Regions from separate parts of the Mus musculus genome. Here region 2 is linked to region 1. A link is a loop called in an ENCODE intact Hi-C map of the cell type or tissue named here. Cell type or tissue: left cerebral cortex. All regions are shown on one strand.

The links. A loop is a pair of places that touch in the nucleus more often than their neighbours do. Peaks named below come from ENCODE experiments on the same cell type or tissue, not always from the same donor. Only the 100,000 strongest peaks of a DNase experiment are listed, where the experiment ranks them.
Region 2: a loop joins it to region 1, with 2.6 times the contacts of the local background. A loop is called at or near these places in 2 of 42 quality-filtered maps.

What each region holds. Positions count from the first base shown.
Region 1 is chr14:21,515,491-21,523,490 of GRCm38, reverse strand. It overlaps Kat6b (K(lysine) acetyltransferase 6B), which reads right to left. Exons shown (of 17, transcript NM_017479.3): 2 at 5,993-6,865. The coding sequence starts at 6,616. Among named protein-coding and RNA genes, the nearest start is that of Kat6b, 20 kb to the right of the region's middle. In left cerebral cortex, no CTCF peak of the experiment used is centred here; DNase peaks (open chromatin) are centred at 982, 2,711, 4,017, 7,797 and 2 more places; H3K4me3 peaks cover 243 bases; H3K27ac peaks cover 4,422 bases.
Region 2 is chr14:21,631,888-21,639,887 of GRCm38, reverse strand. Kat6b (K(lysine) acetyltransferase 6B) reads right to left here. Exons shown (of 17, transcript NM_017479.3): 11 at 5,251-5,412; 12 at 2,248-2,341. Among named protein-coding and RNA genes, the nearest start is that of Dupd1, 79 kb to the left of the region's middle. In left cerebral cortex, a CTCF peak has its summit at 3,619; DNase peaks (open chromatin) are centred at 2,381, 3,111, 3,625, 5,563 and 1 more place; H3K27ac peaks cover 5,038 bases.

The sequences.
Region 1 (8,000 bases):
GCAGAAGCATCAGTGCACGGCAAGGCCACCCCTTCCTCTGAGGCACATGGACCAACTTCCTGCCACTGCCTGGAAGCAGCAAGAGCACCCACATGCAAACACGCACGCACTTTCCTCCCGGTCTTGCAGACAGAGTGCCATCAGCAGATTACATGGCTGGCTCATTTGCTAACTCTTATCTGGTAAGCTAATTGCTGTTTATGTGAAATATTAATGGATAGGAGAGATGAAAGGCCCGAGAAGATTTCAGATTCCTATTTTAAATCTTGGTGTGACTGGAAAACAATTTTACCAAATCTACTCTAGTTTAATGTTCAAGACTTAAAAAATGAAGCATAGAAACACAACAAAATCATGGATTTTTACAAGCAAAATTGTCATCTCAATGATAAAAACAATTATATCTCCCATGTGTTAGTGATAACATACAAAGATAAAATAGATTTAAAAAAAAAACACAACAACTCAGACTTCCATTTTGAGAACATTTAAAGTGTATCATCTGCTGAAGTCTGGAGGAAAAAAATAAAAATAAAATCTTTGCCATTCAAGATAAAATCAGAATAAATCAGCAAACAACACATAACTGTTAAAATAACCTCAAAGCTAAAAATACTGACTTTCTTGGTACTAAAAGTATCACAGCGTAGGAACAAGGCTCCGTAGGAGTTTTTGCCTAATGAGCATAAGGTCTTCTATTCTATTCCCAGCAACACACACGCGCGCAGTTATAAAGTCATGTAGGTACAGAGAGTACAAGTATCAATTCCTCAAAGTTGGTGCTCCTCAGGACAGGATTAGTGTTGTGGGAAAGGCATCAAAAACATCAAGCACACCTAAGATCTAAAGAGTTACAGGAATGTCCACCACGCCCTCTACAATCAAACCTTCCGACACGACGCTGTTGCTCTCCAGAAGCTACTTCAAGAAGCCTAGACAAGTTCTATCTTGATAACAGTTCAAAAGTAGAACAAGCTGCCATGCTTCAAGTGCAATAGAAAGACCCAGTCACTCACTTCATCTTCCGCTTGACCTGGCTGCCTAGCTGGAGAAGTCCAAGAGCTCCGCGGTGACTGGACCGGTACTGCCCAACGGCAAAGGCTGCCCTGGCGCACTGCACCCTTCTAAAGAACTTCTCGAGCTTAATTACAGGAACAACAGGATCCACAAGCTTGCTTCCCTGACCTTGGAACTGTGAGCATTGATCCACCTGATCTTTTACACTGTAATAGGTTTCACCATTCTAAAACCGACTTTTTATCCATGTCAATGCCAAAATTCAGAGAATTTTGAAAAGCATATTTCATAATATTTAAGGCTGTATATTCAACTTCCAGTTGGATACATATAGCTAAATATTCTTTGAGAACAACGAGTCTTTGATACAAAGCACATGAACTGAAGTCAACATAAAAAGACACTGACTGGGACTCTAATTGAGACCCTTCACAAAGTACCAACTAAAAAATTCCCAGAGGCAAGATGAGGGATAAGGGGTTAGAGAAAAGAAAGCAGCAAAAACAATGTAAAATGTAAAATCTGTGGTCTGGTGACTGAATCTGACATAGGATGGGACTGTGTCTCTTTTCTTTTCTCTTTCTTTCTTTCTTTCTTTCTTTCTTTCTTTCTTTCTTTCTTTCTTTCTTTCTTTTTTTGAGACAAGTTTTCTCTGTGTAGCCCTGGCTGTCCTGGAACTCACTCTGTAGACCAGGCTGGCCTCAAATTCAGAAATCCACCTGCCTCTGCCTTCCCAGTGCTGGGATTAAAGGCGTGGCCACCATGCCCGGTGGGACTGTCTCTCTGCACAGGAATCCTTCACAAGGTCACACCGCCCTGCCCACAGTGCCCAAACACATTTCGGGGGGGGGGGGGGGGGGGGCATGACAGTGTCACATGATCTTAGCACTTGGGAGGCTGAGGCAGAAGAATTAGGCCAGCCTGGGCTACATAATATATCTGGAGTTCCCCTACTTTACAGTGCACTGGAAATACACAAAGATTTGACCTTCAATAAATTTTAGGATGATACTCTCAACAAAGTGAAATACTAAGGAATCTGCTTAAAATTGAACTAAACTGACTTTATAAAAATGCTAAAGCCCAGATGTGCAAATGGAATCTTACTGCTACAAAGTGTGATAACTGAAGTCTCTCAGAATATTTGACTTTCCAAAGTCCTCATAATCTGACCTAATTGAGCTTTACCACTTTTAATGAGAAACATTAATACTATCCTTTAGGAGTTCCCGTGCCCAGTCAAAGATAAAGTTTTATCTTCAGTGGTTTAATTCATTTTCCTATCATCTCAGCAGAGAAAGGTTTCTTAAATAAATATCAAGACTTTCATGCTAAGAAGGGAGAATAGTGATCCCTGATTAGAATTCCAGAGTCTCAGAAGAGCTGACGTACATGCCAGGAAGCCGAGGCCTCCTATGTTAGCTTCCACTGTGCCCCTCCTGCACAGGAGTGAGGATGCTGTTAAATCTAATGAGGCACAGACTTCCCTGCTGCATTTCCAGTTTGATGATATTATAAACCGCACTTGCTTGGGGAAAAAAAAAAAAAGTAAGAAGCCCATCCCAACTACCAGATTTCAAATGCTGGCAGTCTATTTGCTGGAGGAAAACTGTTTCTGACCTACTGAAGAACTGCAAGAGAGACCTCCACCATTCATGAATAGCCCCGGGGCTGACTAAGATACCGCCCAGAACAAATGAGCCCTGGACTCAGGACTATCTGGGTGGACTCTCAGCCTGACTGTTCACCAGTTCTACTGACCTTGAACAAAAAGCGTCCGCTTTGCTCTGCAGTTTTTCCATCTGCAAAAAGTAGGGCACCGATCTACCTCTCTTCCAGTAACTATGAGTCAGGAGCTAAGTGCGAACTACTTGGAAGACACCAGCATTTACGCTTACAATACATTAGCTGCTATTTTTATTTTCTCTTTTACAATGACATTCAACTTCTCAAAGGTAATCACAATAACAGCTTCTTTAAAAGACTATTTTATCAAACTATAGTTAAGACTGCACCATCCTGGAACAGTCTCCATTCACATCCTAAATTCTGCCAAGCACGCAGACATACCTGAAATTCCAGCTCTATTGAGGCTAAGGTAAAAGGACCAAAATTCAAAGCCAGCCTGGGAAACTAAGTGAAACCTTGTCCCAATATTTTTTTTTTTTTAAATGAAATCGGGGATGGAGCGATGGTGCAGTGGGTATAGTACTCACCTCACAAGCACGAGAATCTGAGTTCAGATCCCCAGCACTCAAGAAAACAAGGCTGGCTACAGTGGGTGCCCGTCTGGAATCCTATCTCTGAGAAGGTGGGTATATTACTTGGCAGCCCATATAGCCAGTGACAAATCCTATCTCAAAAATTACAGTGGAGAGCAATAGAGGAAGACATCCAACATTTAAAAAGAAAGCCAGGGATGGTGGTGCACACCTTTAATGCCAGCACTCAGGAGGCAGAAGCAGGAAGATTTCTGTAAGTTGAGGCCAGCATGATCTGCATAAAGCATTCAGGGCCAGCCATCACTACTGTAGAGTGAGATCCTGTCTCAAAAAGGGGGAGGGGGCTCTCTGCTAACTACAGAGTTCCAAGACAGTCTGCGCTACACACATAATGAGATTTTATCTAAAAAATAACATGTTTGTATGTATGTGTGCATGCATATTAATATTAGGTTGAGGCTAGATTGCTCACTAATAAAATACCATCAAAATCTTATTATGATTACTTGATACAATTAATCCCCAAATTTTATCAACTAAATATTCTGGAGCATGTTTTCTCAATTTTCCTTGTTAAATAACGATGCTAACTGGACAGCTAAAAGATCTACATCCTAGAAAAAGCAACTGCAATTGCATGCTAAGCAATAAATGTCTCAGTTCTCTCTCCTAGACTCTTTCAAACATGAATTTTGCCTTTAGACTAAAAATAGTTCTGTACAGATGCTGCCTGAAGAGAAAAGATAAGGCTAGCAAGAAATGATGAGCAAGGTTGCAGAGAAGGAGGGGAGCTTTGGAGAACCTGTCCTGCCCGCTCCAGACCCAGAAAATGCCTCCCTCCAGAGTCTACAATTATTCATAAAGACACAAAACTGGCCACAGTGCCTGAATGGAGACCATGTCCCTGATAATTATGCAACTTTGCCATGGCCGAGGATAAAAAATAAAGATAATCAAGCTTATGAAGGAATGGCTCTGGATTCCCTTAAAGAATTCCACCTCAGCACTCAGAAGCAAAAGCAGGAGAGTCTGTGTTTGAGGCCAGCCTGGGCTAAATTCAGAGCTCCAGAACAGCCAGGTATCTCTAAAGAATTCAGTAAAGATTTAAACTGTTTTTAATTTTAAAAAAAAGATTCAAGGAGAAACAGGTATCTAAATGGCTGTGTTCAGGAATTCAAATAAGTCATTTTCTGTAATTTTTTAAAAGTATAGAATAGTTTATCTAGGGCATGGGGACGGGAGTTAAGAGGGTAGCAGAGGCAGAGAAAGGCAGAGAGAAGGAGAGAGGGGGAGGGGAATGGGGAGCAAGGGGGGGGGGCAAGAGTAAGAGAGAGGCAAGAGCTAAGAGCCTGTCGTTTTTTAAAGGACAGTTATGAAGAAAATTTCATAGTTTACTTCATTTTTGATACATCCACAATCAATGAATAAATAAATGTTGTGGGAGACCAAGAAGGTATGAACACAGCTAAGAAATCCATTCTAGACTTCAGATACCTGTGTGAAGGGTCTTCCTTAGTTCAGAGGTAGGCCCCTACTAGGTAAGCAAAAAAGGGAAACGGCCCATTTCATGAGTTCTTTGTACCAGAAGAACAGAAGCAAACCAGTTTTGCTAATACTTGGGTCTCATAGGAGCTGAGACAAAATGAAGGCCTCGTCATGGGAACAGGCAGACACCCTTCCCACAGAGCCTGACACCTGGCTTTCAATACTTCTCAGCAAGCAGCTTACAGGCACAGTCGCTTCCTATTCACGATGCTCAATGTCATCCTATCGATGAGTGCACTTGACCAAAAGTTGGGAAAGGAATACAAAACCTGGAGGACCTGACTTGCAATCTGCTGTTCTACTTCAGCATGACTTTGGGAAATTAATTCAGTAAGTTTAAAATAAAACAAAGAAAATCACACCCAACTGAAGACTTAAAAATCTCAGCAGAAACAAAACTCTGTCACACACTTACAATGCTATAAAACTAACATAAAGCCTTGGGCCATCAATCAACACAGCTCAGTGGTAAAGTTGCTGCCTATCAACCTGAGTTTGATCTCCAGGACCTACCGAGTGGAAGGAAAGAACACCTGCAACTGTCCCCAGACCTCCTCATGTGCACTAGGGCTCGCAGGTATGTGTGCACACAAACACAAAAATAGACAAATACACCAAACACACACTGACCACTGACAATAAATGGCTTTAAACAGAAGGGATTTAGGTCACACATTATGCAAAGATTCTCAGTATTAAAATAAGTATGGAGGTTTTTCTCTCTACAATTAAGGGAAGAAAAACTCCCACACTTTCCTTTCTTGGGCTTGAAGAAGGTAGATTCAAGTTTACCTGGTAGTTACAACATAAAGCAAGTCAGGTGAGTATTATGTTAACTATTAGCCACTGAAGAAACCCTCAATGTGTCATAAAATGATGTTTAAACAATCATGCTATGAAACATCCTAATATAAATTATAAAAACCAGCTTCAAGGCACAAACAACTGATCTTTTCAAACTCCATTCAGATCTTCCGTCCACATCGGTAGTTCTCAGCCTCCTAATGCTGGGACCGTTTAATACAGCCAACTATAAAATTATTCTTTATATACTATAATTTTGCTACTGTTATGAATTGTAATGTAACTATTTGGGGAGATAGATGTTTGCCGAAAGGGTTGGGACCCACAGGCTGAGCACGCCTAAGTGGAAGCGAAAGGTAAAACAGTAATATCTCCAGGGCGTCGATACCGCCGGGCTCACTCACCTGGTCTTTCTCATGGGGTAGAAGGCTGACGGGCGGGAGTGAGGACGGAAAAGCACTGGGGTACTGGGGCGCCCCTTTGCCATCTGAGCTCCCACTATTGACCCTGTACTGTGGTCCTTCCTTCAGTAACCTCCCATTGTTCACAGCACGCTTGGCCCCTAGCCGCAACCTCTGCTGAAAGGCTGGATGGTTGGTGGTGCCTGTAAGATCACTCTGGCTTCTCAGATACTTCTCAATGTTCTTCAAGGAGGAGCCGTTTGGCTCCTCAAGGCCTTCGATTGCTCTCTTTAAAAGTTTATTCCAATCCACATTGCGTAGATCATTACACGGCGGTCCTTTGGACCCCTTGGTTGGCTTGGGGAAAGTGCCCGGTTTAACCGATGAAAAACGCCCAGGATTGTCTGGGTCCTTATATGAAGCAAGGCCTTTGTTGGTGACTTTGAGAACGGAGCCATCCTGAACACTAAGTTCCAGCTGTTCCGAGACTGTTTTCTTGTCCAACCCATGGGACGTGCTGACCGCATGGCAGATCCTCTCTTCTGAGGGCCGCTGCTTCTGCTTCTTGATTTTCTGCACTGCTTCAAGAATCCACTCTGTGTAAAGTGGGTTTGCAAGTTTTACCATGGTTGACAAATGGCTTCTCCAACACAGACGTTACCCATAGAGATTCGCCTTGTACTTAACACAACCTGCACATTCCAAAGTCACAATTCAACACAAGGGCAGAGGATCCCAGCCCATGTGAAGCAACAGCATAGGGACAACCATCCTTAAAGAGAGGACTGACTGCCAGGCAACGTGGAGAGTTGTCTTAGTTCACCAATGGGAAGGACTGCACTCTTCAAGTGAAAGACATCTTTAGGAAACCAAGACCTTAAAGGATAAAAAGAGAGAGAGAGAGAAAAGACTCTTAATAATGAAACTTGTAAAAATAAAGATTTCTCAGCATTATTCTTTATCAGGTACAAAACTAACACACTGAAAGGCAGGTACTGTGCAATCCAGCCACAGGACAACTCTGTGCAACCAGGCACTAGGTGCACTCTGTGCACGACTTTGTTTTTAGGATTTTATTTACACATAATAACTTAAGAGACCACATCTGTCAAACAGGCTTGAGATGACTCAGTGGTAAAGGCACCTGCTCCACCTGAGTTCAACCCCTAGAACCCACACAGTGAAAGGAAAGACCTCTCCCCCCAAACTCGTCTGCCCTCTATGCACACACTGTGGGATATGCTGCCCCAAACCTCTCAAAGTACAAAACAAGTTAAAACATGGAAAATCTGAGTCCTGTTATCAAAATTATAATCATGTGAAAGCAGTCTAAGGTACATGTCTACCAGAGATATAAAATAAATATAAAAAAGGAACAATAGTGCACGCCTTTAATTCCAGCACCCAGAAGGCTGAGACAGGAACATCTTTGTTTGAAGAAGACCGTGGTCTACAAGGGAGTCTAAAGCCAGTGGAGAGCTACACAGTGAAACTGTATCCAAACAAAAAGAACTTAAGACAAGACACAGTAAAGCTGAGCTGAGCTAGGTCACAGAGGGAAATTTCCAACCTCGCCATCTGTATGGGATCAGGGCACTCTGGTGCTCTGCTCTGCGTAGCATCTGTGTATGGCACAGGCTGGCAAACTGAAATGAATACAAGTAAATACCCCTTCACCTTTTAATAACGCAGTATTCTACTTATCTTAACACCTGTTCCAGCTCATCCCACAGCTCAACAGAAAGACAATCCCTACAAACCTGACTCCAGCTGGCCAGGGCAGCAGTGCGCTCAGACTTCTGCTCTCCAATCTGGTACTGATACAATACCGGCCCAGGAACTGGGCCAGACCTACTGCTCTCCAGTAATGTCTCCATCTCAGCCCACTCTATCCAGATGACAGCGTGTTCATACATAGCACCATTTTGCTAGGTGTAATATAATAGCATAAGCATGGGATCTTAGCATTTAAGAGGTTGCAGGAAGACTGAGAGTTTGAGGCCAGTCTCAG
Region 2 (8,000 bases), 120 kb before region 1:
AAGTCAGCCAGAAGTATAAAATGAGACCTGGTCTCAAAGGAAAGAAAAGTTCAAGTCCACCTTGTTTTTTCATGTCTGAAGTTTTAAAATAGTTTTAGCACTTAAAGGGAACCCTGGGTTATCCATACATGTACATTCATGTATGTCCCCTGTAATTATATCACTGTATTTAGAGCTTGACTTTTTTACCTGGTGGTACCAGTTCCTTTATAATCTAGGCATCACTTTAGATAGCTTCATTATCACTTCATATCAGCAAAACGACATCTAATACAAATTGTTATAGGAACTATGCTGATCCAAAAAAGTTTCCAAGGAGATCACGGTAACTCAGAAGCACGATATACTGATGTTTAGCACAAAAGGACAAACACGGTCTAAGCATGCTCGTATAGAACATAGCTGGGACGGTATAAGATAGAACTTACAAAGACAGCATTAGAGATAAGAGGTTCTTGAGTTGTTACCAAATGAGCATGGTTTTGAACAGGCAAGAGGAAGGGGCCATGTCAGGAAAGGCCATGCACAGAAAAAGAACTCAGAGAAGCAAACTGTTGAGTCAAAAAGCTTAAAAGGTAGCCTGGAGCTGTCTCCTGGAACGTCCTTTTAGTCTAGAGACACGAGAACACTGTCAGCAAGCTTAGACCTGCATGGTTGTGATGTATCCCAGAAAGTGTAGTTATAGATGAGCGCCTCATACATGATGACTGTAAAATATTCCATAAAGAGTCAGCTAATTCTGCCTTTCCAAATAGCTGTAGCAGGGATTTAACTCGAATGTAACTGTACATTTACTTATCCAATATAAACAAGAAGAACCCCCCCCCCTTAAAAAAAACCTCATGTAATGATGGTCTTCACATGTGTACCCACTCCTACACCACCAGGAACTAAAGCCACATACATGGACTTGGTCAAACCCAGAGGGACATAGATAAAAAGACATGAATACAAGAAAGAGATTAAGTAGCAAACAAGGGGGTGAGGGATGAGGGAGGGAAGAGGGAGGGCAGGAGAGGAGCAATCAGTGCATTAGGTACAAGTATGGAAGGCTCAGGGAACAGTGATTTAAAACATGGAAAACTAAAGAAGAAAAAGAGTCTGATTACAGCGAGGATGTGGAAAGGAACGACAGTGAGCTAGTATATAGCCCTCCTTGGACAATTAGTCTCCTGGATAACTAGGCCAAAACAGTAAGACTAGGAAAACAAATTAATAATTGGAAATACTATCTGAAGGTATAAAAATAATCAACCCAAAATCCTTTTTAATTTTATATTTTTTTGGTCAGGAAATTATACAAAATCAGTCTAAAATTTATCTGCAGACTTCAACATTTCAGAATCTAATGATAGAGACTTATAGAGTCAACATACTTCCTTATGGACCCTCACAGCATACCTACATGCAAGGCCTTGCATTTCCTGCACATATATTCAAATTTCCTTTATCCAGCTAACAACCTACGAATTCACGTGCACTAAGTGACAGACTGTCATATAGCTAGAGAGTCCTATCATCACAGGGTAAGGGGCTCACAGGCTACTATCTCTCTAAATGCAGCTTGAGCCTTAGTATGAAATAAGCAAGAAGAGAGACAGCGGCTAAGAAAGAAGCACAGCCGCTGCATTGTTGCAAGCATCCAGCCGCTGCATTGTTGCAAGCATCCAGCCGCTGCATTGTTGCAAGCATCCAGCCGCTGCACTGTTGCAAGCATCCAGCTTTAACCAGAGAGGCTCAGGGCTACAAGTGCATATGAAGCCAGCAGCTCCTGAGAAACCTCGTTACCAACAGCTTCTGCAACAGTGAGAGGGAAGTAACTAGAGCCTCCTCAGGTGAACAGGCTCTCTTTACCCCTGCTCTCCTCTGCTCCACAAAGACTACTGGGCAAAATCTGAGAAAGCGAAAACTCCTTGTAACTAACAATCGCTTGTGCTTATTCCCAATAATTACCTAATGGTATAGTGAGCACAGTGCCACAGAACTCTACCAGCTCATTGCAGGTAATGGCTTTCTGAGGCAAGGGCACTGTGGTGAGATCTAGTCTCATTTTCCCTGAGTGTAAGTGGGTGTCAGGGAAACTGTCACGTGAGGAAGATCTTCTAACTCAGGTGGTTATAAACAGAAGACCCACTATGTACGATTACAAAAAGAAAACAGCACAGCAGGTTAAATAAAGCTTTATGCGGTACAGTTTCCTGAAACAGCCGGCAGCTACTCTGGAAGGAAGTAATGTATTTCACTTACTGAAATCAATGAGAAAGCGTCCAAATCCTTGCCTTTGGTGCTGGGGCATGATCATTATGCAGGACACATTATACTTCTGCTGGCAGAGCTTTTCCTATGGGAAAAAGAAGCATAGTAAGTATGTCAGAGCTCTGCTGCAGTGGGCAAGTCCCAGTACCTGCCACCGTCCTTGTAAAGCTATCCGCTAAGGTCAAACAGTGGCTTGGGTCAGGACCAATCAGAGTAATCCTACCATGCTGATCAAGTAAGTAACAACAAAGCACCCTCTCTGGCTATGCTTCTCAGATGTATCTGCATTCTACAAAGTTAGGAGCATAAAATCCGTATAGGGAATCTAGGAAATGTGTGCAGGGTGAAAGAACCGCCACAGGAGGGAACGACGCTCTCCTTGCTCACACAACTGCAGAAACGGAGAAAACACCACCTAGTCCACCCAGTGGAGTAAACTGGGCTTTGGCGGGCAGCCCTACTGCGTGATAATCTACAACTCGACAATGGCAAGCTGGCCTCTGCCTCTGAGTAAATCCCCCAGTGGCACTGGAATGGCAGACACGTGAGTGGACACACAAACAAATGTGTCTCCTGTGAGTCAGAAGGCCAAGTAGAAATAATTAAAGTCGGCACCTCAAACCAGGAAAATCAAACAACAACAAAGACACCAAGAAACCCCAAAGCCTCTGAACAACAGTGAGACGGAAATCCTATCAACAGGCTAAAGCCAGGAGGGGGTCTGAGTAGAGCTCTGGACAGCTCTAAGAACTAAGGGTTCACAATCGCAATATCGAATTCACAGTACACAGACACCACCAAAACCTACACAGAGAAGATCTGGAAAAGGCTTCTGAGGCCGTGAGTGCTGTGGCCAAATATAAACCACAAATGAGGCTGCTCACAAATAGAACCACATCACAAGATCACTTCAGAACACTCAGATCTTTAACGAACCAGTTTCAAAGACCACAGGAAACAACTGTGGAAAAAAGTCTAAAGGGCAAAAATGAAAGAAGATGAGCCCCACTTTTGTGTACTTGTAGCTGTCTGTGGCATCTCTAAGCCTTGAGAAGTAACAACGAGACTCTAGGAGATAAATTGCCCATCCCTGGATGTGCATGCCAATAGTAAAGGCTCAAATAATTAATTTTACTGTGCAAAGTAAGATAAATGGGTCACTCTATCTAAAAAGAGATGTACTCTGGGCAAAGAGGATTTATATCCTTGATGCCAGCCCTTTCTCTGTCCAGAACTGTTCTCAGCCATGAGAGTTCACTGAAATATAATCCAACAGCAATCCACTTCCTTTTCTTAATAGATGGACCTAGCCCAGTAAGTAAGTAAAAAGCCTGCTGTGCCGGTGTGAGCCTCCAGGAGCACGAGGCTTAAATCCACATTGAACAGAAGGGCTGCCAGACTTGGTGGTGTACCTTCTAATCCCAGCACTCGGGACGCAGAGGCAGAGGCAGGTATTTCTTGGTAAGTTCCAGGACAGCCTGGTCTACAGAGAGAGTTCCAGTAAAGCCAGGGCTGTTGCACAGAGAAACACTGTCTGGAGTGGGTGGGGAGTGGATGTTCAGGAGGCAGAAGACAGGCAGATCTCTGAATTCTAGCATAGCCAGAGCTAAATAGTGTGATTCTGTTCAAAAAACAAAAACAAATAAACAATGAAGAAAGAAAGAAAGAAAGAGAGAGAGAGAGGGAGAGAGAGAGAGAGAGAGAGAGAGAGAGAGAGAGAGAAAGAAAGAAAGAAAGAAAGAAAGAAGGAAAGAGAGTCAGTCAAAATAGCTGCACACAGGGATGAGACAGGAGGACCTCTGGATGGTTCATGTGTCTGGAGGGAGAGAACACTGAGGGACATGGACAGTCTTGCCATGCCGTCTTGGCTGACCACAAACTGGTGATCCCTTGTCTTAGCCCTCTGAGTATTTATATTAGCAGCATATGCCAACACACCGGGAAGATAGTCTAGCTTCTTATTTCCTGTGAAAACAGCACTTCTATGGAGTGTTTCATCATGAACATTAAAGAAAAGCAGATCCAATAAAGTCACTCATCTGCTGAGCGTCTGGATAATTACCATCTCTGTTTCTGTAACCATTCTTGGGTGCATACCCAGGGAAAGTTCAACACCTGGCAAACACATTCCAAACCAGCTCTCTTTCAAGGTGCATGACTTAGCAACAGCAGTTTCTGAGCAGTTTCTTCTGGAGAAGAGCTCTGAACCAGTGAAAAGACGAGCCACTGTGCCTTAGTATGCAAGTTCTTCCCCATGTTGACTGCTAGAGACAGGTAGGTTTCCTACAGGCAAGACTCCCTTAGAACTTAAAAACCACAGCACAGATCATGAGAGGCAGCGGTGGAAAACCAGCCACCTATCAACTAGGCCATCAATTGCCAGTGGTGTTTTTGTTTTTGTTTTAATTACATGTATTCCTTGGTGTGTGTGGGGTGGGAGGCAGGGCAGGGTAGGGTGCATGCGGACAACTTCTGGGAGTCAGTTCTCTCCTACCAAGCAGGTCCTGGACGTTTCTCAGGAGCCATCTCAGCAGCCCACACCAATGCTCTAACACTGGATACTGCTGACCACGAGGTAGGAAATGAGCCAGAGAGGCTGAGGTCTTAAGTGCTCCATCACAGAAAGCTTCATGTGCACACCACTTAAAAGAAGAAAGAAGCTCAACATTTGGAAATCAAAGCTGCGAGGCAGTCTACAAGGTGGTAATGAAATGTCGCATGGTCACTGTCAGCACAGCACAGGGTTCTGGGGTCCTTTACACACTTCCTAGGCACCTTTTGTTGTTATTTGTTTTGTTTCTTGTTTGTGTCCTTTCAAATGAGCTTTAAACAAAAAGCTGAGGTTTTCAGAAACATGAGCCACTTACTCAAATTATTGTCATAAAAATACAAAAACAAGAGAAAACAAAACAAAAAAACCCTGTTCAAAGACCTGAGCTCCACTAAAAACATTTGCAAGCAAGCGAGAGAAGGCCATGCTGGCTCGTGGTTTACCTTGGAGAAGTATCCAACCAGATGACAGCCTTTTTCATCATTTTTTGTAAGGACATAAAAAAGGAATGGCTCAACATCATAATACAATGTTTTGTGGTCCAGGAAGAGCTTGGCTAACAAGCAAAGGTTTTGGCAATAAATTTTACTCATATTCCCATCAACCTAGAAAAAGAGAAACAGACAACATTATTTAACATAAAAGTATCATCAGAATATAAACTTGCTTCTTCTGTATATCATTTTAAAAAGTATATAATTTTATTTCTAAATCCTACACTCTAAGATTAAAATACTCCATTAAACAAAGACAGTGTTAACCAGGGAACAGCTGTTACTTGCAGAGCCAGAATCCCATCTTTCCTCTTGTTAAGGTAAATTCAAGACAGCTAACGTCTCCTCCTTAAGCTCGTTCAAGAAACAGCAACGTTAGCAAAGTCACTTTCACTTGCAATTTATTATGAGTTAAAATTTATCAGGCATGCCCTCTTACTTTTAAATTGGAGCCAAGTAAATCTGAAAATTAAAAAAACAAATAAAAATTTCATCATGCATGCCAAACTTTTGTTATTTTCAAAAGGACTTCAAATAAAAATAATATAAATGAACCGCCTGAGTTATTCTGATTCTTCAAAAGTGTGGATTAAACAGCAGAGGCATCCATTTTAGTTTTATCCCAAGTATCATTTTAATATAACTGGAGAATATACAATCTCTGTGTTGGGAATAATTACAGAGAGAGTCAGGTGAATTTAAACCTACAGTAAGTGTAATGATTATAGTCTACTTCTCTTCAAAATAAAAGACTCAAGCTGGGACACCGAGGCCTCCACAGGAGCTAAGGCACAGAAACCAATGTCTTTGATCAAATGTAGTGACTTGCTGAAACAGAGAGCCAAACAGACCCCACACTCTTCTTAGGGGAGTCAGGTTTTGCTAACCCGAGCTCTTTGACAATGAACTTGACCATTCCCAGGTCTCCTGTGGACCATACTGGTTCTTATACTGCACAAATTATTTTTAGATTTCATATAACTATTTCCCTTGGACAGAACCTTAGTCCCACACATAGCAACATAATCAAATACAGGCAACTGGCACTGAGGATACAATTCTCTCTTTAATTAAAGGACGTTTTGATGTATTTGGGAGTATGGTCCTTTTGGAAACAGTGCCGTACACAAGAACTAATGGCGATGTACATCTGTGCATCAGAAACAGAAATGAAAACACTGAAACAATCTCCGATCAATCAGAAGTCTAGGAAAAGAGACAGGTACAGAAGAGACTCACAAAACCAAAATCACAGATACGGTTTACTTCTTTCTAAATCACAGAAAAGATCCGAAAGTTTCCTTTCCAAAGCTGATACCTTCAATCAAGATGCTAGAATAGGGCCTTAGGGTTTCCTCCACACCCTCAGTGTAGGAATGAACTACACTCCTGGGCGACTTTCATCTCTGTGCTTTCAAACACATGTCTAACAAGACTGATTATCCTGCCCAGATGACTTCCTGATAGATTAGAGCGTCCACACACAGCCTTACTCATGATGATTTATTCAATAATTACTTAAGGCAAACAATGTGTTTTGCTGTCTGGGAAAAGATGAACAGTCGTTTCAATTTTCTTTCGGTTGGAGGAAAAGCATCCAGGGCACGAGGAAAGGACCAAACAGTAAAGCTGGCACAACGCAAAGGCTCCCTGAGACCAACTCTCTCCCCTGCCTTCTTGGGGCTGCCTGAGTGGCAGCCCGACAGTACATCAAGTGGGGTAACCTGTACTTGGTATCCTTCACCTCCCACCCTCTTTCTGCTCAGATATGTGGCTGCTGAGGCATTTTTGGTTGTCACGAATGGACAGGAGGCACCAGCAGCAGCAGCCAGGAGGTAGACGGCAGGATGCTGCTAAACACCTTAAAAAGTATACTACAGTTCCTATGCAATATATTATTCAGCTTGAAATGCCAGTAGTACTCAGGCTGAGCAGCCTGTGCTTGGCCTTTAATAAGAAGTAATAGCGCAGCCTCACAAAGAATTCCACTTGCCCTTCAAGCTCACTAGAAAGAGCAGGAAGGTGCTTAAAAAACACCACAGCAGTAGGTACCTGACCAGTCTAGAGAGGGAAAGCCCTGCCTGAGAAGCCTCTTAGACACATGGGAAACTGATGACCCTCCCTTATTATAATGGAGGGACACTGGAGGCCAGAGCAAACGGCAGCTGTGCAGCAGAATGATACACAGCAACATGAGCACTGGAAAGAGAAAGGACACTGGTTTTCAGAAAAAGAAGACATCATGTCTGCCGTAGGAGGAAGGCTTGATCTGAGACCCTGAAGAGTAAACAACACACCAGGATGGTAACAAAGAGGCCAATACAGCAAAGCACAGAAATGTGCAGCTACAGTGAGGAGGATTAATGCCGAGAACGGACAGTGACCCTCTGAACAGACAGGACCACCAAAGGAGAGCCTGGAGTCCTCAGTATACAGCTGATCAGCTAAGCTAGATCCCCGAGCCTGGCAGCAGAAGCCTGGCTAAACAATGAAAATAAAGCAGAGACTTTCTGCTACTACGTCTGCTCTGAAAACACAAAATATCTTCAAGAAACCTACAATGAGACCCAGGAACACAGGGCTTCCTGGGAACGGCAAGGTTCTCTAGGGTAGCTGTCCACAGAGACTGGGGAAGAGTCCCAACATCTGCTGGGATCTCGCCCAGAGGATTTATCCACCCTGGCAAGAACTGGACAGAA